Linked DNA regions of Homo sapiens: regions 1, 2, 3 and 4 are each linked to region 5. Evidence: chromatin contacts called from ENCODE Hi-C or POLR2A ChIA-PET data. All regions are on one chromosome and are shown on one strand. The core of a region is the stretch at or near the end of the contact, and the rest is flanking DNA. Distances in the headings are between cores, read along the strand shown. Region 1 holds the start of ZNF25 (zinc finger protein 25). Region 2 holds the start of ZNF248 (zinc finger protein 248). Region 3 overlaps ZNF33A (zinc finger protein 33A). Region 4 holds the start of ZNF37A (zinc finger protein 37A). Region 5 holds the start of ZNF33B (zinc finger protein 33B).

What was found. Hi-C counts contacts between places; a loop is a spot of excess contacts on that map. ChIA-PET counts read pairs that join two places held with the same protein, here RNA polymerase II (POLR2A). Pooled maps may share reads with other maps.
Region 1: a loop to region 5 is called in a map of CD8-positive, alpha-beta T cell, with 14 times the contacts of the local background. The contact joins the promoter of ZNF25 here to the promoter of ZNF33B in region 5. A Hi-C loop is called at or near these places in 3 of 168 maps with a recorded cell type or tissue (CD4-positive, alpha-beta memory T cell, CD8-positive, alpha-beta T cell and naive thymus-derived CD4-positive, alpha-beta T cell), 2 of 37 single-sample maps with no recorded cell type and 11 of 50 pooled maps.
Region 2: a map of CD4-positive, alpha-beta T cell shows a loop between it and region 5 (10-fold over the local background). The contact joins the promoter of ZNF248 here to the promoter of ZNF33B in region 5. A Hi-C loop is called at or near these places in 4 of 168 maps with a recorded cell type or tissue (CD4-positive, alpha-beta T cell, CD4-positive, alpha-beta memory T cell, CD8-positive, alpha-beta T cell and 1 more), 2 of 37 single-sample maps with no recorded cell type and 15 of 50 pooled maps.
Region 3: a pooled map shows a loop between it and region 5 (3-fold over the local background). The contact joins the enhancer-like site here to the promoter of ZNF33B in region 5. A Hi-C loop is called at or near these places in 12 of 168 maps with a recorded cell type or tissue (CD14-positive monocyte, CD4-positive, alpha-beta T cell, GM11168 and 9 more) and 4 of 50 pooled maps. POLR2A ChIA-PET finds 5 or more read pairs at or near these places in 1 of 52 experiments (A549).
Region 4: a loop to region 5 is called in a map of CD4-positive, alpha-beta T cell, with 8 times the contacts of the local background. The contact joins the promoter of ZNF37A here to the promoter of ZNF33B in region 5. A Hi-C loop is called at or near these places in 5 of 168 maps with a recorded cell type or tissue (CD4-positive, alpha-beta T cell, CD4-positive, alpha-beta memory T cell, CD8-positive, alpha-beta T cell and 1 more), 1 of 37 single-sample maps with no recorded cell type and 12 of 50 pooled maps. POLR2A ChIA-PET finds 5 or more read pairs at or near these places in 1 of 52 experiments (activated B cell).

What each region holds. Positions count from the first base shown.
Region 1 is chr10:37,974,054-37,978,072 of GRCh38, reverse strand. It overlaps ZNF25 (zinc finger protein 25), which reads left to right and starts at 1,426. Exons shown (of 6, transcript NM_145011.4): 1 at 1,426-1,567. It overlaps ZNF25-DT (ZNF25 divergent transcript), which reads right to left and starts at 1,318. Exons shown (of 6, transcript XR_930830.4): 1 at 1,068-1,318. RefSeq lists enhancers at 1,183-1,412, 2,453-2,542 and a silencer at 1,453-1,862.
Region 2 is chr10:37,855,204-37,859,523 of GRCh38, reverse strand. It overlaps ZNF248 (zinc finger protein 248), which reads left to right and starts at 1,914. Exons shown (of 6, transcript NM_021045.3): 1 at 1,914-2,339; 2 at 2,992-3,089; 3 at 3,187-3,228. The coding sequence starts at 3,214. It overlaps ZNF248-AS1 (ZNF248 antisense RNA 1), which reads right to left and starts at 1,775. Exons shown (of 2, transcript NR_186559.1): 1 at 1,023-1,775; 2 at 1-446. RefSeq lists silencers at 1,422-1,971, 1,668-2,044 and an enhancer at 2,362-2,421.
Region 3 is chr10:38,036,588-38,040,343 of GRCh38, reverse strand. All of the region lies in intron 4 of ZNF33A (zinc finger protein 33A), which reads right to left. Among named protein-coding and RNA genes, the nearest start is that of ZNF33A, 28 kb to the right of the region's middle. Within about 2 kb of position 1,768, at least 6 of the 41 ENCODE cell types and tissues checked have a DNase peak (open chromatin) inside an H3K27ac peak, as active enhancers do; they include CD4-positive, alpha-beta T cell and GM12878, where a contact is called at or near this core.
Region 4 is chr10:38,092,631-38,096,756 of GRCh38, reverse strand. It overlaps ZNF37A (zinc finger protein 37A), which reads right to left and starts at 2,420. Exons shown (of 8, transcript NM_001324250.3): 1 at 2,267-2,420; 2 at 1,533-1,826; 3 at 1,128-1,219; 4 at 953-1,013; 5 at 125-183. The coding sequence starts at 139. RefSeq lists an enhancer at 2,277-2,466.
Region 5 is chr10:42,636,428-42,640,392 of GRCh38, reverse strand. ZNF33B (zinc finger protein 33B) reads left to right here and starts at 1,823. Exons shown (of 5, transcript NM_006955.3): 1 at 1,823-1,919; 2 at 3,421-3,473. The coding sequence starts at 3,465. LOC105378268 (a long non-coding RNA gene) reads right to left here and starts at 2,088. Exons shown (of 2, transcript XR_945898.3): 1 at 1,840-2,088. RefSeq lists a silencer at 1,904-2,073 and enhancers at 2,264-2,533, 2,193-3,061.

The DNA.
Region 1 (4,019 bases), core at 177-2,676, 4.7 Mb after region 5:
GCTACCCGCGGTTAACTACCTGCGTGTCATAGAGATACCAGAAACTTTACTTTTCATTTGCATAATGGCAATTAACTAACACTGATGGCTACCCTAATTATCAGGTGAATTTCAGATGAATTATGCATAGCAAATGTTGCTGTACAGTCATCTTACTTGAGGACAAGTTATTTTTACCTTGAGGAAATAGAATGCGTTGTACCAGACCGGCTAATACAAAAAATGATAGTTCTTCCTGTCTTCATAAACTCATTAGTGGGTTGCCTGTGACGCACATCGCAGTCTGGTTTAATGTTTATTCAATAATGTAACTGTTTTGTTCTTTTCTCCATCTGTGGAGAGAATTTTCTGGGTTGGCAAGAGGCTTTATTTTAAATTATTTCCTCAATACTTCCCATCCAGAAAGGTGGTGTGTGTGTGTGTATTATGTGCGCATATTTTTATATGTATATATATGTGTGTTTATACACATGACAATATATACGTTTTTTTCTAGATGATTCTACATGTTTTAATGTAATAAAGTTATTGACCAGGAAATATATAATTTGTTTTACATATACAGCCAAGTCCTCTCTCTGTATCCGCGGGGGATTAGTACCAGGACCTCCCTGGATTACTCAAATCCAGGGATGTTCAAGTCTCTGGTAGAAAATAACCTGATATTTGCATAACCTACACACCTCCTCCTGTATATTTTAAATTATGTCTAGATTAATTGTACACCTAACACAATGTAAATACTATGTAAATAGTTTTATTGTATTGTTTAGGGTATAATGACAAGGGGGAAACTTTGTACATGTTCAGTAAGATAGAATTTTTAAGTATTTTCATTCTGAGCTTAGTTGAATCCATAGATATGCACCCCCAGGATAAGGAGGGATGACTATATATATTCCTTAGTGAAATGATAGTCATGATACTCTATACCATTAGGTTAAAATTTGTGTAAATTCATGAGAAGGATGTTCACCTAACATTAAGCGCTTTTGCTTTTGGGAAGTGGTATACTCGTTTTCTGTTTTAGCTTATACATATTTTGTAGTTTATTACGTTTCGCGTACCGTTTGCACAATTGTGAAAGCTAGCATTCCTAAGAGGAAGCGGTTACAGGGCATTATCCTTCATTACTCCACGTACTCCTGTACCCACGGAGTTCAATCACTTTAACAAAACTGCCCATCAGTGTTCCTTGGAGCACCTCACGGTGGATTTCTGTCTTCAAGCCCAGACGTGCAGGGTGCAGCTCTCCGGCCATCACTGAGCAAGGACAGCGCCCTCTCCCGGAAACCCGACAGCAATCACTCAGGCCGCTGGAGGCGGCCGCGCCTCACGACGTCATCCAAGATGGAGTCGCAGCCGGGCCTTCTGGGAAGCGTAGTTCTGGAGTAGGGCTAGGGAAACGTTCTGCGCATGTGCAGTGTCTTCTTTCTGGCATTGGCGTTTTTTTGGTCTTACGCCCTAGGGTGGGGAGAGGACTCCGGTGCCTCCGGGTCTGGGCTGGGCCGCAAAGGGCGGGGCCTGGGCCCGGCGCGGGCCGGGAGCAGAGGCCGAGACCCTGCAGGTGTGTCGAAGGCTTTTGCGGGCGGGCAGGGCCTGGGAGGCGGGGTCTCGAGCCTGGAAGCCGCCTCCTGGCCCCGGAGCGGCCTCCGCGGAGGGCCCTGGGTGGGAGCCGCCTGGTGGGGAGGTTGGCTGGCTGCGCTGGCGCCCCTGCCCGGAATGGCGTTTGCGCGACCTGCTTGAGGGGCGGCCAGAGGAGGCCTGCGGTGCTGGGCAGTGGGCGCCCGGAGCAGCCGCATTGTGTGACGTGACCGGAGCCGCCATGTGAGGCGCGCTGGCCGCTGCAGACGCGGCGCTCCAAAGCCGCAGGGACGTGGGCTCTGGTCCAGCGTCTGTAGGTGGTCCCAGTGCGGCTCGACGCGCATCTGGCAAATGATGGGGGCCTTTGGGTACTGAATAGGGTAATAGATGTAAAGTATGATACAGGACTCAATAAAGGTGAGCTGCTTCTATTATTACAAAACATGCTGTTTTCATTATTGGCTCATTTAATCATCGTAACCATCCTTTCGACTTAACCATCTCTATTAAAATAAATGTGACTATTAAAGATTCAGAGAGAGAAATCCGTTTACCCACAGTATTAGCAGGTGGGATGTAAATCCTCACTTTTTCCTCTGAGTTAATGCGCCTTGCCACACTAAAATCCAGTCTTGACTTGTATTTAGCACAGCATTTGCCCCTTGAGCACCACCAGAACGTAGCTGTGTGGTGTACTTGAACCCAGTCTCAACCAGGTAGTGTTCTGTTTCCAAAAATGCTTGGGGAATCTTCAGAGCACTTGAGTCAAAAGGTGAATTATTTAAGGCCTTCCTGCATCCTCCAACCTTAGTCTCTTCTCAGAGGACTGTGAAACGTGTAAATTGAAACCACAATTTGAGCCCTCAATTTTGCATTTTACAGGAGAAGCTGGGAATCCCATCCAGCCCAGAGGCTAGTTTCTAAAGACAGGAAATGGGACAAAAAATTTTTTTAAAGATGAAAACTGCAGTTCATCAGTTCCTCCATTTTATGGTGGTGATCTTATAATGCCTCTCATTGGCTGATAACTGAGCTTAGGCATTTCGTAAGCACCATGCTAGCTGGAAGTGGTTTTTGCTGCTTATTTTAGTTTTTTTTTTTGGTACATAATGTACATATTTGTGGGGTACATGTGATATTTTGATATATGCATACAATGTGTCATGATCAAATCGGGGTAATTACAATATCCACCGCCTCATTTATCATTTCTTTGTGTTGCAAATATTCGAAATCTTCTAGCTATTCTGATAGCTAATAAATTATTGCTAACACTTGTAACCATACTGTGCTATTGAACACTAGGACTTAATCCTTCTACCTAACTGTATTTTTGTACCCATTAACCAACCTCTCTTCATTCCTCACTCCCTACTTCCCTTCGCAGCCTCTGGTAACCATCATTCTACATCGTATCTTCATGAGATCAACTATCTTAGCTCCTGCGTATGAGTGAGAACATGATATTTGTCTTTCTGTGCCTGGCTTATTTCATGTAACATAATGCCCTCCAGTTCCATCTTTGTTGCTGCAATGACAAAATTTCCTTCTTTTTATGTCTGAATAATATTCCATTGTGTATATATACCACAATTTTCATTATCTATTCATGCATTGATGGGTACTTAGGTGGATTCTGTATCTAGACTATTGTGAATAGTGCTGCGATAAAAATGGGAGTGCAGAGATATCTTCAATATACGGATTTCCCTTCTTTTGGATATATATATAGCAGTGAGATTGCTAGATCATATGGTAATTCTGTTTTCAATTTTTTGAGGAACCTCCATACTGTTTTCCACAGTGGCTGTACTAGTTTACATTGCCACCAAGGTTGTATGAGGGTTCTCCTTTCTCTATATCCCAGCATTTGTTATTTTTTTGCCTTTTTTATAATAGCTGTTTTAAGGGGTAAAATGATATCCCATTATGGTTTTGATTTGCATTTGTCTGATGATTAATGATGTTGAAGATTTTATCGTATACCTATTGGCCATTTGTATGTCTTCTATTGTGGAATGTCTGTTCAGATCATTTGCTCAATTTTTTTAAATCAAATTTTTTGTTTTCTGACTGTTGAGTTCCTTGTATATTCTGGTTATTAATTCCTTGTCAGATGGGTAGTTTGCAAATATTTTCTCCTATTCTTTGGGTGTCTTTTCACTGTTATTGCTTACTTTGCTGTGCTGAAACTTTTTCGTTTGATGTAATCCCATTCATCTATTTTTGCCTTTGTTGCTTGTGCTTTTGAGGTCTTACCAAAAAATTTTTGCCGAGAACAATGTTCTGAAGCATTTCCAAATGTTTTCTTCAAGTAGTTTCATAGTTTCAGGTCATACATTTAACTCTTTAATCCACTATCATTTGATTTTTGCATATGATGAGAGACAGGGGTTTAGTTTCATTCTTCTGCGTATGGATATCCAGTTTTCTCA
Region 2 (4,320 bases), core at 665-3,164, 4.8 Mb after region 5:
CTTCTGGTCCGTGTTTGTTACGGCTTGAGCTGAGCTTTCGCTCGCTGTCCACCGCTGCTGTTTGCGGCCTTCGCAGACCCGCCGCTGACTTCCATCCCTCCGGATCTGGCAGGGTGTCCGCTGTGCTCCTGATCCAGCGAGGTGCCCATTGCTGCTCCCAAGTTGGGCTAAAGGCTTGCCATTGTTCCTGCACAGCTAAGTCCCAGGTTGGTCCTAATCGAGCTGAACACTAGTCACTGGGTTCCACAGTTCTCTTCCGTGACCCACGGCTTCTAATTGAGCTATAACACTCACCACATAGCCCAAAATTCCATTCCTTGTAATCCATGAGGCCAAGAACCCCAGGTCAGAGAACATGAGGCTTGCCCCCATCTCGGAAGCAGCCCACCACCATCTTGGGAGCTCTGGGAGCAAGGACCCCCGGTGACAATATCCTTGATTGGTTGCTGGAACAGAAAAAGGGCATTAGTGGAAGAACTGCTTAAGTCTGAATAAACTCTGCAGTTCAGTTAATAGTACTTGTACCTATGTTATTTTCTTAGTTTTGATAAATATACCATGGTCATGTAAAATACTAACACTAGTGGAATCTGGGTGAAAGGCATATAGGAACTATTTTGCAACTCTTCTGTAAATCTGAAATTATGAGCAAATGAAAAGTTTAAAAAAGTGGACAATGACCCAGGAGTTGATTTTTTAAATGAAAAGTTGTAACACACGCACATGCTCATAGTGTGCTGAAAATGCCAGATGTGCACGTAAAAGAATGTACGTGTAGTGTAGTTCTGGGTAAAGTATGGTTGGTTTTGGGAAATGAGTGCGTGCTTTCTTCTTCAAATTTGTTACTCAAACGGCTTTTTTTTTTTTAAACATATAAACAATTTTATGTTTGGGTCTTGAATTGCTAGCTTCTGTTTTTCCTTATTCCAGAGAATAACCATACTGGTCACAGATTTTAGTTTTCTCTTCCAGTCTTTCAGTTAAACGTTACCATGCATGATCGTGAATGAATTCAAGCACACCTTTCCTTCTCTTGGCTTGTGTCTAACAGGCACATTGATTTGATCCACAACCTCTGGGGACACTGACAGAATCCTGGTTCCAAGCAGGAGTGGGTAACTGAGACAGTAATCTCTCAACCCACTATACAAGGCTGTTTTGCAGGAGAGCCTTATGATGACCAGCATGATATATAATTGTGAGAAATATACTGAACAATTTATGTGTCAGACACCGGTTTAAATGCTTTTACAACGTAAGCGCCTCCAATTCTCATAAAACCCCTGCTAGGTAGGCACTATCAGCCTCATTTTACAACTGAGGGTTGCGGCCAGAGCTGACAGGCACCGTCTAGCGCCGCTTCCAAGCCCCGCATCGCATCCACCAGCCTAACTCGGGCGCTCGGCCTCTCCCTCTGCGCATGTGCATCCCCGCCTCCCGCTCCAGGCGAGTCCTTCCCTGGACTCCAGTCCCTTGTGGGAAACAATCCCTCGCCTCCGGAGGCGGCGAGGAGCGGCGGGTGAGCCCCGGAGCACTGGGCGAGGGCCAGGGGGTCCCCGCGCTGCCCTGAAGGCGGGCGGGCGGCGGCTAGACCTCGGCGGTGGGGAGGGACCCCTGGCGCCTGCGGCGACGGTGGGACGAGGGCGTCTCTGTCAGAAGGGGATGAGGTCTGGCGTGGGAACGCGAGTTCCGGGGCTCCCGGGGGTCCGTATGCGTCCAGTCCCTGCGCCTGGCGCTCAGCGAAGTCCTGTAGCACGGGGTAGGCAATGCGCACTGGCCCGAAGGGGAGGGAACTGGCTGCGGGGAGGGGACAGCACGCGCGTGCGTAGCGTGTGACGTTTGTTGTGCGCGTGCGCATGGCGTTTGATGTGTGCGTGTGCGCTTTTTGTGCCCTGAGCCCGCGGGGAGGAGGCGGGGCTGCGGGGGAGAGCGACTGCGCCAGGTCCGCGACAAATGAATTAGACACAATTATCCACGGGAGACTCGGTTTTCCTCTCTGTAAATTACGGATATTAGGAATACTTGCCGCCTGGGGTTGTTTTGAGCACTTTCATTGTTTAGGTGCTGTATTTATTGGGTGTGCGTTCCCTGGGAGAGCCCGAGGGAGACGGCTCCTGCACCGGCCCCAAGGGCCTCTCTGCCCGTGGAGTGCAGGAGCGAAGGGGCTGGCCTAGCTGACCACCAGGGCCCCTGCTGGCTCTGACCGCCCTCCTATCCCAAGTAATTATTTACACGTTTCGCGTTCGCTTATGTATTATGTGTAATCATGGCACAGTATCCTGAAGCCGTCGGAGTCTGTGTGCTGGTGCAAGGTCTGGGACAAATTTAAGAAGAGAGAGGTGAGCTGGAGCTGAGGGGTGGGCGCGCAGGCTAACAGGAACGTCACCTCTGGAGAGTCTGAGGGCAGGGACGGGTGAAAGGCTCACGGCCACAGCGAAAGAAATGCTGTTATCACCCCTCCGCGAACACCGGGCACATCCAGATGAGCTGCTGAGCTTCCTCCTCTCTTGGCCTGATATCCCCGCCGGATGGTAGTGCAGTCAGGTCATACTTGGGTTATCTGTTTTGACCTTATTTGAAAGATGGAAAAACAAAATTGAGTTTGAGGAGGTGAGTAGTTCAGATCTTGTCATTCCTTAGAGGCAGAACTGAGATTAGAAGTCAAGTCTGCAGTTTCCCGAGCCACTGCTGCCCATTTTGTTACTCTATATCACAGTTTCTCATTAAAAGATCCTTTTGAGGAATTGTTAGCAAGTTAGAACAAACATTTTTAAACTTGCATTTAACATCCTATCCCTTTTTTTAGAGGTCTTTTGCATTATCTAACCTCAGGGCATTAATGGTGTTAACAGGTAAACAGATAAACAATATGGCCTCAGTTTTTTTTTTTCCCTACAAGGAATTTTGACAAACCCATAGTGTTTTTTCCTTCAGATTACTGTTAACTTGTTAAACTCATCTTTTCATGTTTTTAATTTTTCTGTGTCACAGAACCTAAATTGGTAATAAATCAATAAGAAATATTTACATTCACTCAGTGAAAAGTGTCATGTCTGAGCTCAGCATATATCGGAGCCACACATGGACACGTAAGTATCTTGTGTGTGGACCTGTATAGGCAGGTGAATCTCCGAACTGCAAGGCCGGCGAAGGCTCTCCTGACATTCTTCCTTTCTAATCCTTCAGCTCTCCTTCCTCCACTAAGAGCGGAAAATGAACAAATCCCAGGTGAGATTCTTGTTTCTTTATTCCCAGTTTGTTTAAAAATGGATTTCTGAAGTTTATAAGGGTTTATGTTTTGAAAATGGAAAAATAGAAATAGGCAAAAATTGACATTAAGGGAAATAAAACTGAAGTAGCAAATCCAAAATAGTGCAGTTGGCAAATTAGATGCAGGATTTTTAATTTTGCAGAATTATCCAAGTTATTGTAATATTATCTCTAATTGTTCTAGTAACAATTCTGAAATAAATGCAGTAAATTGTCTATAAGTATTTCTTTGTAGAAACAAAGAACACAGTTACAGAGCAGAACTCAGTGCATATGCTTTTCAGGAGAACAAACGCTGAGGTTTGATGGTCCTGTTTGATCCAGGAATAAAACCTTGACGATGTGGAGGAATGGAGGGACTGCATGTCCTCAAAACAGTTTTCCCTAACTGTTTGTGTCAGCTCGTTCTTATTTCTAGGTTGAATCACTGACAGTTCCGACTTGTTTCTGTGTTTCTCATTTATGTTTCAATCTGATGAATGCAACCTTATTCCCTCACCTAAACTCACCTGAATCAGTTCTGGCAAAGGCCACCAAATCATAGTCAAGGCTAGTGCATGTTTTTGCCTTTGCATTACTTGCCTGGTCTGCTGCATATATTGTTAACCATGGTCTTTGTTTGGAGAGTCTCCTCTGTTGGTGTCTGTAATGCCACCCTCTGAGCTGTCCTTTCCTAACTTTGATTCCCTCCCTAGTCCTCATGAAGGCATCTTTTCTTTTTGCTCCAGGCATTGCTTATGCGTGCATTTCCATCCTTAGCCTACTTAGGTTCTTCTCGGTCTGTTTTTCCTGACTGGTTTCATTTTTTTTCCTTAATAAAGTGCTTTTGAATTAATAATACATTAATGTAATAATACATTACTTTTACTTTTTTAAAAGTATAAGTGATAACAAAAGATGTACATATATATTCACACTCCCTTCCTCTGTTCATGCAGTTTCTCCAGGTAGGGTGACATTTAATCATTAAAACCGAGACATTTTCACTGAGAGTGAAAGAGGTTCTATAAATAATTATGCTGAGACAACTGGCATATATTGGGACAGTCC
Region 3 (3,756 bases), core at 519-3,018, 4.6 Mb after region 5:
AACAGAAGATATAGATGACACTCTAAAGCAACCAGATCTAAGAGATATAGACAGAACATTCCACTCGAACAGTGGAGCAGGTATGCTTCAAAAGTACACATGAAACATTCCCCAGAATAAATTTAAAATGATTCTCTGACCACAGTCGAAATTACAAATCAGTAAGACAAAGGAATTTTTAGAATGCACAAACATGCACAAATTATATAACATATTCCGAAGTTAAAAAAAAAAGTTAAAGAAGCAATAAGAAGGAAAATTAGAAAAAATGCTTTGAGATAAAAATGAAGACATACTCAAACTTATGGAACACAGATAAAGCAATCCTTAGAGATTTGTAGCTGTAATAACCATATTTAAAAAGATCTCAAATCAGTAAACTAATTTTCCACCTTAAAACACTTGGACAGGAGCAGCAATACAAAACCAAATCAAGCAGAAGGCAGGAAAGCAGAAAGATTATAGAGTAAAAATTAATGAACTAGAGAACAGAAAAACAATAGCTGATTCCTGGAAAAGATCAACAAAATATACAAACCTCTAGCTAGACTGACATTGAAAAAGAAAAAAAAGAGAGAGAAGGTTCAAATTACTAAAAGTAGGGATTAAAGATGTATTACTAGTACTCTTACAGAAATAAAAATAATTACAAAGAATGGTATGAACAATGTATGCCAACAAATTATTTAACTTCAACAAAATGGGAAAATCCATAAAACAAAAACAACTAAAACCAACTCAAGTAGAAAAAGAAAAATCTGAAAAGACCTACACAAGTAAAAAGATTGAAGTTGTAAATTTAAAACTCCCCATTACAGGTGGGATGCTGTGGCTCATGCCTGTAATCCTACCACTTTGGGAGGCCAAGGCAGGTGGATCACTTGAACTCAGGAGTTTAAGACCAGCCCAGGAACATGGTGAAACCCCATCTCTACAAAAAAAAAACACAAAAAATTAGCTGGGTGTGCTGGCATATGCCTGTAGTCCCAGCTACTTGGGAGGCTGAGGTGGGAAAATTGCCTGAGCCTGGGAAGTCAGGCTGCAGTGAGCCATGACTGCACCACTGCACTCCAGCCTGGGCAATATAGTGAGGCCCTGTCTCAAAAAAGACAAAAAACAGACAAGAAAACTTCCCATTACAAAAACAAAAAAAAAACCCAGGTCCATAAGGGTTCACTGGAGAATTTTATCAAACATTTAAAAAGAATTATCAATTACTCAAAAACTCCAAGAAAATAAGAAGAAACACTTGCCAGCTCATTCTATGATCCCAATACTACTACTCTGGTACCAAAATCAGACATGAAAAAAAATACAGATCCATGTGTCATGATTACAGACATATAAATCCTCAACAAAATACTAGCAAATTTCATCCAGTAGTATATAAAAAGGGTTACATACAATTATCAAGTGTGATTTATCCTAGTAATTCAAATTTGGTTTATCATTTGAAAATCAATTAATACACCACGTAAGGAGAAAAGAAACAATAACCACATGATCATCTCAGTATACAGAGAAAAAGCATTTAACACAATCCAATGACCATCTTCTCTATAAAAACAATCAGCAAACCAGGAATAGAGTTAAACTTCCTCAGCCTGATTAAAGGCATCTACAAAAAGTCCACCACTAACATCATACTAAATAATGAAAGGTACAGTGATTTTACTCTAAGAACAAAAAGAAGACAAGAATGTCCTCTTGCTGGTTACACATCACACAGGAGATTCTAGTCAAGAAAAGCAAGGGGAAGGGGAATTTAGATTGAAAACAAAAGTGAAACTATCTGTATTTGCAGTTGACTACTCATGCATATAGAAAATCTTAAAGAATCTGCTGAAACACTATTAAAACTAATAAAAGAGTTCAACAATGTTGCAGGGTGCAAGTTCACTAACAACAAACAAATCATAAATGAAAATTTAAAAATAATTCTGGCCGGGCATAATGTCTCAAGCCTGTAATCCCAGCACTTTGGGATGCCGAGGTGGCTGGATCACCTGACGTCAGGAGGTTGAGACCAGCCCAGCCAACATGGTGAAACCTCATCTATACTAAAAATACAAAAAAGTTATCCAGGCTTGGTGGCATGTGCCTGTAGTCCCAGCTACTTGGGAGGCTGAGACGCAGTGAGCCGAGATCGCACCATTGCACTCCACCCTGGGCAGTAAGAACAAAACTCTGTCTCAAATAAGTAAATAAATAAAATAAATTCCATATACAATAGCATCAAAAAGAATAAAATACTTATAACTTTAATCAAGGAAATACAGAGCTTATAGTCTGAAAACCACAAAACAATGATAGAAGAAATTAAAGACAGCCTAAATAAATGGAAAGGCACTGAACAGTGTTCATATGGTTAAGATGGCAATAACTGCCAAATTAATACCTAAACTCAACACAATCCCTACCAAAATCCCATCTGCCTTTTTGGAGAAACTAACAAGCTGGTCTAAAATTTCATGTGGAAATTTAGGGAACTGAATATAATCAAAACAATCTTAAAAAAGAAGTAGAAAGTTAGAAGACATACACTTCTCAATTTGAAAATTTGCTACAAAATTACAATAATCAAGATGGTATGATACTGGCATAGAGGAAAACATATGAAATAAAATTGAGAGTTCACAAATAAACACTACTATATATTATGTTCAGTTAATTTTCAACAATGATGCCAACACAATTTAATGTTGAAAAATCACCTTTTCGGCTGGGCACAGTAGTTCACACCTGTAATCCTAGCACTTTGGGAGGCTGAGGCAGGCAGATCACAAGGTCAGGAGTTCAAGACCAGCCTGGCCAATATGACGAAACTCCATCTCTACTAAAAATACAAAGACATTAGCCAAGCATGGTGGCGCATGCCTGTAATCCCAGCTACTCAGGAGGCTGAGGCAGGAGACTTGCGTGAACCCAGGGGGCAGAGGTTGCAGTGAGCCAAGATCGTGCCACTGCCCACCAGGCTGGGCGTCAGAGACTTCCTCTCAAAAAAAAAAAGAAAAAAGAAAAATTACCTTTTCAAGAAATGATGCTGAGACAACTGAATATTTGTATGCAAAACAATCAAAATTATTCCTTTCCTCACACCATATACAAAAACTAATTGAAAATGGATCACAGGTCTACATTTAAAAGCCATTACTTAAAGAAAATACAGGAGTGGATCTTCATGCCCTGGGGATAGATAAAGCCCTCTTAGATAAAGTACCAAAAATACAAGCAACAAAAGAAAAAACAAATTAGACTTCATGGAATGAAAAACTCTTTTGCTACCAAGAACAAAGACAATAAAATGACAACCCACAAATGGGAGAAAAATATTGGCTAATAATGTATGTAATTAGGGACTGCTAAACAGAATATGGAAAAAACTCTTACATCTCAACAATAAAAGGACAAATAACACAACTACATAATGAAAAAAGGAACTGATTTTTCTATATTAAGCTTCTATCCTCCAACTTTGCTACAAAGACTTAATAGTTTTGGGAGTTCTCTAGAATTTTCTCCTTAGGCAATCATGCCTGTACGAAGAAAGTTTTATTTCTTCCTTTCCCATCTGTATGCCTCTTATTTTGTTGTCTTATGGCATTACCTACCATTTCCAATGAGATGTTGAGTAAGAGTGAAGAGACAGGACATCTTGTTTCCTTATCTTAGGGAGAAAGTATCCAGTGTTTCACCACTAAGTATGCTCTTAGCAGTAGGTTTCTTGTAGATTTTTTTTTTACCAAGTTGAGGAAG
Region 4 (4,126 bases), core at 1,171-3,670, 4.5 Mb after region 5:
ATGTAATGTGACCTCTCCTCTATATTTTCCCTGATGTTATTTCTACTTTCATATGAATGTATAGACATTTTTTAAACCTCAATAATTACTTTTAAGCAAAACGGTGAAAAAATAAACAACTTACCTGGGATGTGATCATCTTCCACTGGTGTTGGAAGAGCAGAGCAAACTGTGAGGGTGTAGCTGAGAAATAAGAAAAGATCATGAGTGATGTCACTTGCCTTAAAAGGTCCACTTCGCAGCCGGCAAAACATCTCTGAAAGGGAGATACTCACACGCCCATGCATGACTCTGGCATGATTATGTACTGCTTGGACTCATTAGTTTTCAAATGTAAAAACGTTTGTTTTCTACTGACTTAAAAACAATTTATGCTGTACTCTAACAGAGTATGCAAACCGATATATTAAACTAATTAAGCAAGTTAGGAAAAGCCAAAGAGTGGAACATAATACTTTCATTAAAACTGATGCTAAACAAAAATACTCAGGTTTTAATCTTTATTACAAACCAGAGAATCCCAACAAGGTTTTGAAAAAAGCGATGTGGTATTTTTCAGCCCAGTTTTTTTTGTTTGTTTGTTTGCTTTTTTGAGACAGAGTCCTGCCCTGTTTGTTGCCCAGGCTGGAGTGCGATGGCATGATCTCGACTCACCGCAACCTCCTGCCTCAGCCTCCCAAGTCGCTGGGACTACAGGTGCGCACCACCACACCCGGCTAATTTTTTGCATTTTTAGTAGAGACGGGGTTTCACCATGTTGGCCAGGCTGGTCTCGAACTCCTGACCTCTTGATCCACCCCCCTCAGCCTCCCAAAGTGCTGGGATTACTGGCGTGAACCACCGTGCCCAGCCCAGCCCAGTTTTTTTGGAAGGAAAACGAACTTGCTCTAACTTGATTTGAGGTTCTCAAAACAATCTTTGGATTTAAAAAAGCAAACTGATTTTTACTTACTCTGTTGTCAACGCAGCAAACACCCTCCTGAGTCCTCAAGCGACTCTGTCTGTTCTTGACTCTGCCACAACAAAATGTGTCAATGTCATCAGTAACTTAACACGTTAAGCTCGTTTCCTGTCCACCCCACCCCATCCCATCTTTTAAATAAAGCGTAAATAGATAACTTACAGACCTTTCTCGCGGCTGTACCTCTGATTCTGTAAGATCAAGATGGGGGCATCCGTACATCTCTAGTTGTGCTGCAGTGCGCCAGCAGCTCAGCATCTAGAACGAGCGAGTAACGAATCCAGGCATGGAGGGTGCTGTCCTCCACTTGGCTGCTAAGCTCTTCCCTCCGCATGATGCCTTCACAACTCCCCAAGAAGCGGTGCTGTCTGCTCCTTCGGCCTTGCCCTCTTCTGCCCCCACATCTGAATGGGCACAAAGCTCCCAGCCTGTGGGGGTCTGGAAAGGACACAAATCGAGCCTCTGCTCCTCCCACCCGTGCTCTAGATCTCTAGTGAGGTGTCAGCCCAACGGGTTGGGTGTCCTCCTAGGAGGGCCCCTGGGCCCTCGCCCCCCACCCTTCCCTTCTTACCCCACAACAGCTGCTTTGCTCCAAGACAGCTGGGCCTAAGCCCTTTGGTTCGAATCCTCATTCAAGACAGAAAGCTCCTACATCTTCCTGTCACTTGAGCCATGAGCTGGACCCTCTGAAAATGCCCACTGGTGCTAATGGGGACACAGGCGAGGCTGGACAGTGCCGGAGGGCCTGGGGTGCCTCCCTCCGCGTGCGCGGCCTCACAGGTCAGTGGAAACAAGAAATTCCCCAATCCACAGCCACGATGACTTCAAAATACTTCCCGAAGACATCAGGCAATGAAGCTGCGACCTGCGAGGACACAGCAAGCCGAGTGACGCTGGCCAGAGGCTGGGTGTGGAGTCCGCGCCTGCAGGGTCCCTCCCCGCCCCGCGGGCGCTTCCCCCCACCCCATTCGCCTCGGCATCGCAGTGACACCGCGGCGACGCCGACCACAGGTGGTTGTGAGGACAGCGAGATTCTGAGGGGAAAGAATGAGAGAAGCGCGCATCTATTGGGCAGAAGGCCCGTTTCTGCGCCGTCCTGCGGAGGCCTCCGGGCATCCTTCACCTCAGGGAAGAGAAAATCCAACCTCACTTGTCACAGGCGCGGGACTTGCGCATTCCCTTTGGGAGCACAAGAACCGAGGCAGGATTCGGACCCAGGCCAGGCGGCAAAGGCGTTCCCTCTCTCCCACCCCCAGGCCGCGCGGAACCCCCAGTCCACCCTCGCCCCTGCCCTCCCTTACTCACCCTCCGCGTCCTCTACCCGGACGCCAGGAGATGCCGGGAGCCCTCCCCGTCAGAGTGCCGGGGAGAAAAACAAACCTGGAGCCATATGGCAGACATGCCCAGAAGGCCCGAAGCGGCTCCCGCGACGGGGGCCGAAAAGTGCACACTACATCTCCCACAAGTCCTCGCGCCGCTCCCTTAGAAAGTGCACGCTTCATTTCCCACAAGCCCTCGCGCCGCTCCCTTAGAAAGTGCAGACTACATTTCCCACAAGCCCTCGCGCCACTCCTTTTGAAAGGGCATGAGGTTTCAGCCGCATTGGGCAGTTAGTTCCCAGATGCGGCAAGTGCAGTACTGCAGTTTTATTCGTTAGCTGAAATAAATTATGAGTATTTAAATTACACAGCTTTCTCATGAATTACATCCCCCTGATGATTTGGCCGTCCTCAACACTTCCTCATTTGGCAGAATTCACGAGTGGAATTTCTCCAGACGAGGTCGGTTCCTGTGGCCCCGCGACGCTGCCGCAGCACCACCTACACTTGCGCCAGTGTGGAGAGCTTCACTTGCTCCTTTCTGGTCCATTGGACGCTAACCGTGAGAAAACACGCTGGACATGAGCATTACCAGCCTGTAAGCTGTCGTAAAGATAACTCGGAATTGCTCTTCAAATTTTATTTGTTAAACCACGTAATACCATCTTGCATGGCAAACATGCATTTTCCATTCTTCAGGAGTATGCAGGATCTCTTGATCACGATAACTTTTTAAAGTTCACAGGCAGAGGTAATACAGGAGTGGAAAACCAAAAACCGTAGGTTCTCACTTATAAGTGGGAGCTAAGCTATGAGTACGCAGAGGCATACAGAGTGATATAATGGACTTTAGAGACTCAGAAGGGGCTGGTAGGAAGGAGGCCGGAGGTTAAAAAAACTACACATGGCCAGGCGCGGTGGCTCACGCCTGTAGTCTCAGCACTTTGGGAGGCGGAGGCGGGTGGATCACGAAGTCAGGAGTTCAAGACCAGCCTAGGTAACACGGTGAAACCCCGTCTCCACTAAAACTACAAAATTAGCTGGGCGTGGTGGCACACACCTGCAGTCCCAGCTATTTGGGAGGCTGAGGCAGGGGAATCCCTTGAACTCGAGAGGTGGAGGTTGTAGTGAGCTGAAATCGCGCCATTGCACTTCAGCTTGGGCAACAAGAGCAAAACTCCATCTCAAAAATGAAAAAAAAAAAACTATACATTAGGTACAGTGTACACTACTCAGGTGACAGGTGCACTAAAATCTCAGAATCCACCACTTTATAATTCATCCATAACCAAAAACCACTTGTACTCCAAAAGCTATTGAAGTTTAAGTTAAAATAAAAATAAAAAATAAATGTCCACTGACCAAAAAAGAAGCATTTTTCTCCATTTCTATTCCCTTCTTTACCACCACTGATGATAATCCCACTTGTTCCCATGCTGGAAAAGCATTTAGTACCATCCATGTAAAAGAATCAAATTATTCAAGGGTTGAGATGCATTTCAGAAGACAGTCATGGTAAGTACAACAATGATTATCACTTCGAGACACAATTTATTTTCCTGCTCATAATGTTTTTTTTTTTTTTTTTTTTTTTTGAGATGGAGTCTGGCTCTGTAACCCAGGCTGGAGTGCAGTGACATGATCTCGGCTCACCGCAACCTCCGCCTCCTGGGTTCAAGCGACTCTCCTGCCTCAGCGTCCCAAGTAGCTGGGACTACAGGCTTGTGCCACCACACCCGGCTAATTTTTGTAATTTTAGTAGAGATCGGGTTTCACTGTGTTGGCCAGGCTGGTCTCGAACTCCTGACCTCGTGATCCGCCCGCTTCGGCCTCCCAAAGTGCTGGG
Region 5 (3,965 bases), core at 574-3,073:
AAGCATAAATTTAAAAATGTAAATTTCAATATGTTTCACATATTTTTACTCAAATATTTGCATTTCCTTTTTTCTTTTTTTCTTTTTTGAGATGCAGTCTCACTCTGTCACCAGGCTGGAGTGTAGTAGTGCGATCTTGGCTCACTGCAACCTCCACCTCCCGGGTTCAAGCGATTCTCCTGCCTCAGCCTCCTGACTAGCTGGGACTACAGGTGCGCACCACCACGTCCAGCTAATTTTTGTATTTTTAGTACAGAAGGGGTTTCACCATTTTGGGCAGGATGTTCTCAATGTCTTGACCTCATGATCTGCCCGCCTCAGCCTCCCAAAATGCTGGGACTACAGGCGTGAGCTGCCATGCCCGGCCATATTTGCATTTCTTTCAATTCTCATAATGGACTTAAAAAGTTTTGCTGGAATGGAGCTGCTTATTTTTCTCTATTATAAAATGTAACTGATATTAAATTTATAGTTTCTGTCTTTGGTATCACATCCCTTTTTGGTTTTTTTTGAGACAAAGTCTCACTTTGTCACCCAGGCTGGAGTGCAGTGGTGCCATGATGGCTTACTGCAACCTGGGGCTCAAGTGATCGTCCAACCTCAGCCTCCTGAGTAGCTGGGATCACAGGCGCCTGCCTACATGCCCAGCTAATTGTTATTTTTAATTTTTTGTAGAGACAGGGGTCCCACTATAACGCCCAGGCTGGTCTTGGACTCTAAGGATCAAGTGGTCCTCCTGCCTCCACCTCCCAAACTGCTGGGATTACAGGTGTGGGCCACTGTGCCTGGCCCACATGTCAATTTTCAAAAATTTATACTCGTTTAAATGTTTCAATACTGTATACATGTGAATTTTATCACGTGTGATCTATATATATCTCTATATTCCAAATTGTTAGGAATGACATGCTCTTTGGAATACTCCATTCTTTCCCTCACTGTTTTGAAATGCTGTATTTACTACACATTAAAGAATACTCTCAATCATGGTGTCTTATTTCCATGGAGCAGGTGCCAAACTACTTTGAATAGAGCAATATTATATATATAGATAGATATAGATATTTCTCAGGCATTTTTTCAAGCTTTTTAAAACGTATAATGGCTGTTCATTTAGTTTTTTACTTACTCTGGATAAAGTTGACAATGCTTTTGTAAAGTACACAATACACTAAAGATCAAAGAGAAAAAATACATAAAAAAATTTGTTGATATTCTTTTAGGAATTTTGTCTTCCTAAGAAAGGTACAGATAGACTAAATGTATTTCCATTTAGTCAAGCAATTTTAATGTCACAGGGGAAATCATGTGACATTTATTTTCTTCTTTCGGATTATGTCTATTTTCTGACTTTTCAATTTCCGTTTATTGCGTTAACGATTTTGATGAAGTAGCTTTCCTGTGGCACCTCCCCCATCCCCCCCATCCCTGCTCTCAAAGAATCGCTGATAGTGTCAAAGTCTTTTAAACTGTATCAATAAGATCTACTTCCTAACATTTAAAGTGAAACTGACACACAGCTGTCCTTTCCTTGAGGCGTCTGTGTCTAACCTGCACACTTGCTGCACACAGACCTCCCCTGCAGTGCATCCCTTTGGGTCGCCCCGGGAGAGCCAGGGCTGCGGGCAGTTCCCACACCAACTCAGACCGCATCTGTCCACTGCCTAGCGGGGCACCTCTCTGCCAATCCCGAAGGGCTGCTCTCGCGTCCTCACGGGAAAGGTAGTTTCCAGGTTGGGCGCCAACAGCGCCAGGCTTTGAGCGTGGGCTCTGCGCATGCCTCATCCACTGGCTACCTCTGCGTTTCTGCGTTTCCGCCTTTCCTTTTGTTTGTCTCACGTTTTGCGTGGGAGGCGGTCCCGGGATTTCAGGGGTCTACCGGCTCTCTTATGGCGAATGCAACCCGAAGAGAGAGTGAGGTAAGCCTCCGCGGGTTGGGCAGGGACGGAGAGGGGGCCCCGCGCGACTCCAGGAGCAGGCAGCCGGGGGCCAGTGCCAGGTGGTGGCGAGGAGTCCCGGGGACCTCACGGAGAAGCCGGGGACGGCGGGGCTGCAGCATGTCTACCAGGACGCTACGCCAGTTCCTCTAAGGCGCAGCCTCTGTAGGGAGCGGGCTACGCCCTGTGCGTTGCCCTGTTTGTAGGGGCCGCGGAGGAGGGCATGTGCGCTTGCGCGGTCCGAGCGCTGAGCCTTGCGGGAGGGGCAGTTCTCTGGTTGAGCGTGTTTACGCCCATGTGCTAGGGCGCGGCCCTACCTGGGTAGGAAAGGGCGGGTGCAGTCGCCCGCCCGACATACGGACTCTGTTGCCCGTTCTGCGTTCATCCTCTTTAGGTTTCGAACTGCCCTCCAGTCATGTCCATCACCCCATCTTGTTATTTGCTGTTCCTCTGTCCTAACTTGATCTTGCACTCAGGAAGGATCTTCAAGAATTACATAATTTTGGCCTAGCGCGGTGGCTCTCTCCTGTAATCCTGCACTTTGGGAGGCCGAGGAGGGTGGATCACCTGAGGTCAGGAATTCGAGACCAGCCTGACCAACATGGCAAATCCCCGTCTCTACTAAAAATACTAAAAGTAGCCATGCGTGGTGGCCTATGACTGTAATCCCAGCTACTGAGGCAGAGAAATGCTTGAACCCGGGAGGCGGAGGTTGCAGGTAGCTGAGATTGCACCATTGCACTCCAGACTGGGCAACAAGAACGAAACTCCGTCTCAAAAACAAACAAACAAACAAAAAACCAGAATTACCTAATTTTGCCTCATTTGTTAGAAGAAAAAATAATTTTTTTGTTTTTTGTTTGTCAAGGTTACTGACTTGTTCAGGATCAAAGTTTGTTAGTAGGGAGAACTAAAAGTCACTTCTCCTGACCCCTAAGCCAGTACTACTTTTCTACACACATCAAAGCAAGTTTAAAACATCCTTTTGAGAAATAGCAACAAAGTTAGATGAAGAAATTAAAACGGATTTTTTCTTTGAAGCACTGACGCTTATGGTTTTCTGTGGACTAACTCATCAGAGGTTAAGTAACATTACTGGGAAAATCGATAGCCTAGTCCTATTCTTTACAATGGTTTTAGTGTTAATGTTTTTTCATTAAATGTATTGTTAACTTGTTTGGCCAATATTGTCATTATACATTTTTTGTGAAGACTGAGGGAGATTGAAATCCTTAGGAAGCAAATATTTACTTTCACCTGATGAAAAATCTTGTGCCCAAGAGCTACATGGTTATGTTGGAGTTGTATTAGGGTGTTCTTTCACCATTTCTACCCCCTATTCCGAAGTGTCAGAGGACATTGATATTCTCCCAGACGGAGCATTTTACCTAGTGGGTGTGTATGGCTTCTTAGGGCAGAAGAATCCGGGAGTTGCCAGGCAGGCCAAATCTTTCATGACCCCATTCCTCTTTTTCCAACTCAGCTGTATCTTCAGAGTTGTCTCCGTCTTTCCAAGAACAGAACAAAATGAACAAGGTAAGTTGTTTATTAATTCCCTACTTTATTTTGCGGTGGACTTTGTGAGATTTGTAAGAGTCAGTATGGTTTTTTTGTTTTGTTTTGTTTGTGACATGGAGTCTCGCTCTGTCGCCCAGGCTGGAGCGCAGTGTCTCCATCTCTGTTCACTGCAACCTTGCAACCTCTGCCTCCTGGGTTCAAGCAATTCACCTGCCTCAGCCTCCCGATTGGCTGGGACTACAGGCGCAGGCCGCCACGCCTGGCTAATTTTTTGCATTTTAATAGAGATGTGTTCACCGTGTTGCCCTGGCTGGTCGCAAACTCCTGAGCTCAGGCAATCCGCCCGCCTCGGCCTCCCAAAGTGTTGGGATTACAAGTGTGAGCCACCGTGCCTGGCCAAGAGTCAATATGTTAAGATGAGAAATTAGTAATAGATAAAAATTGAACTTCCCAGAAAATATAAAGTAACAGATCAATAGCAGGGCCAAGTTAGAGTCAATAAGTTGAGCT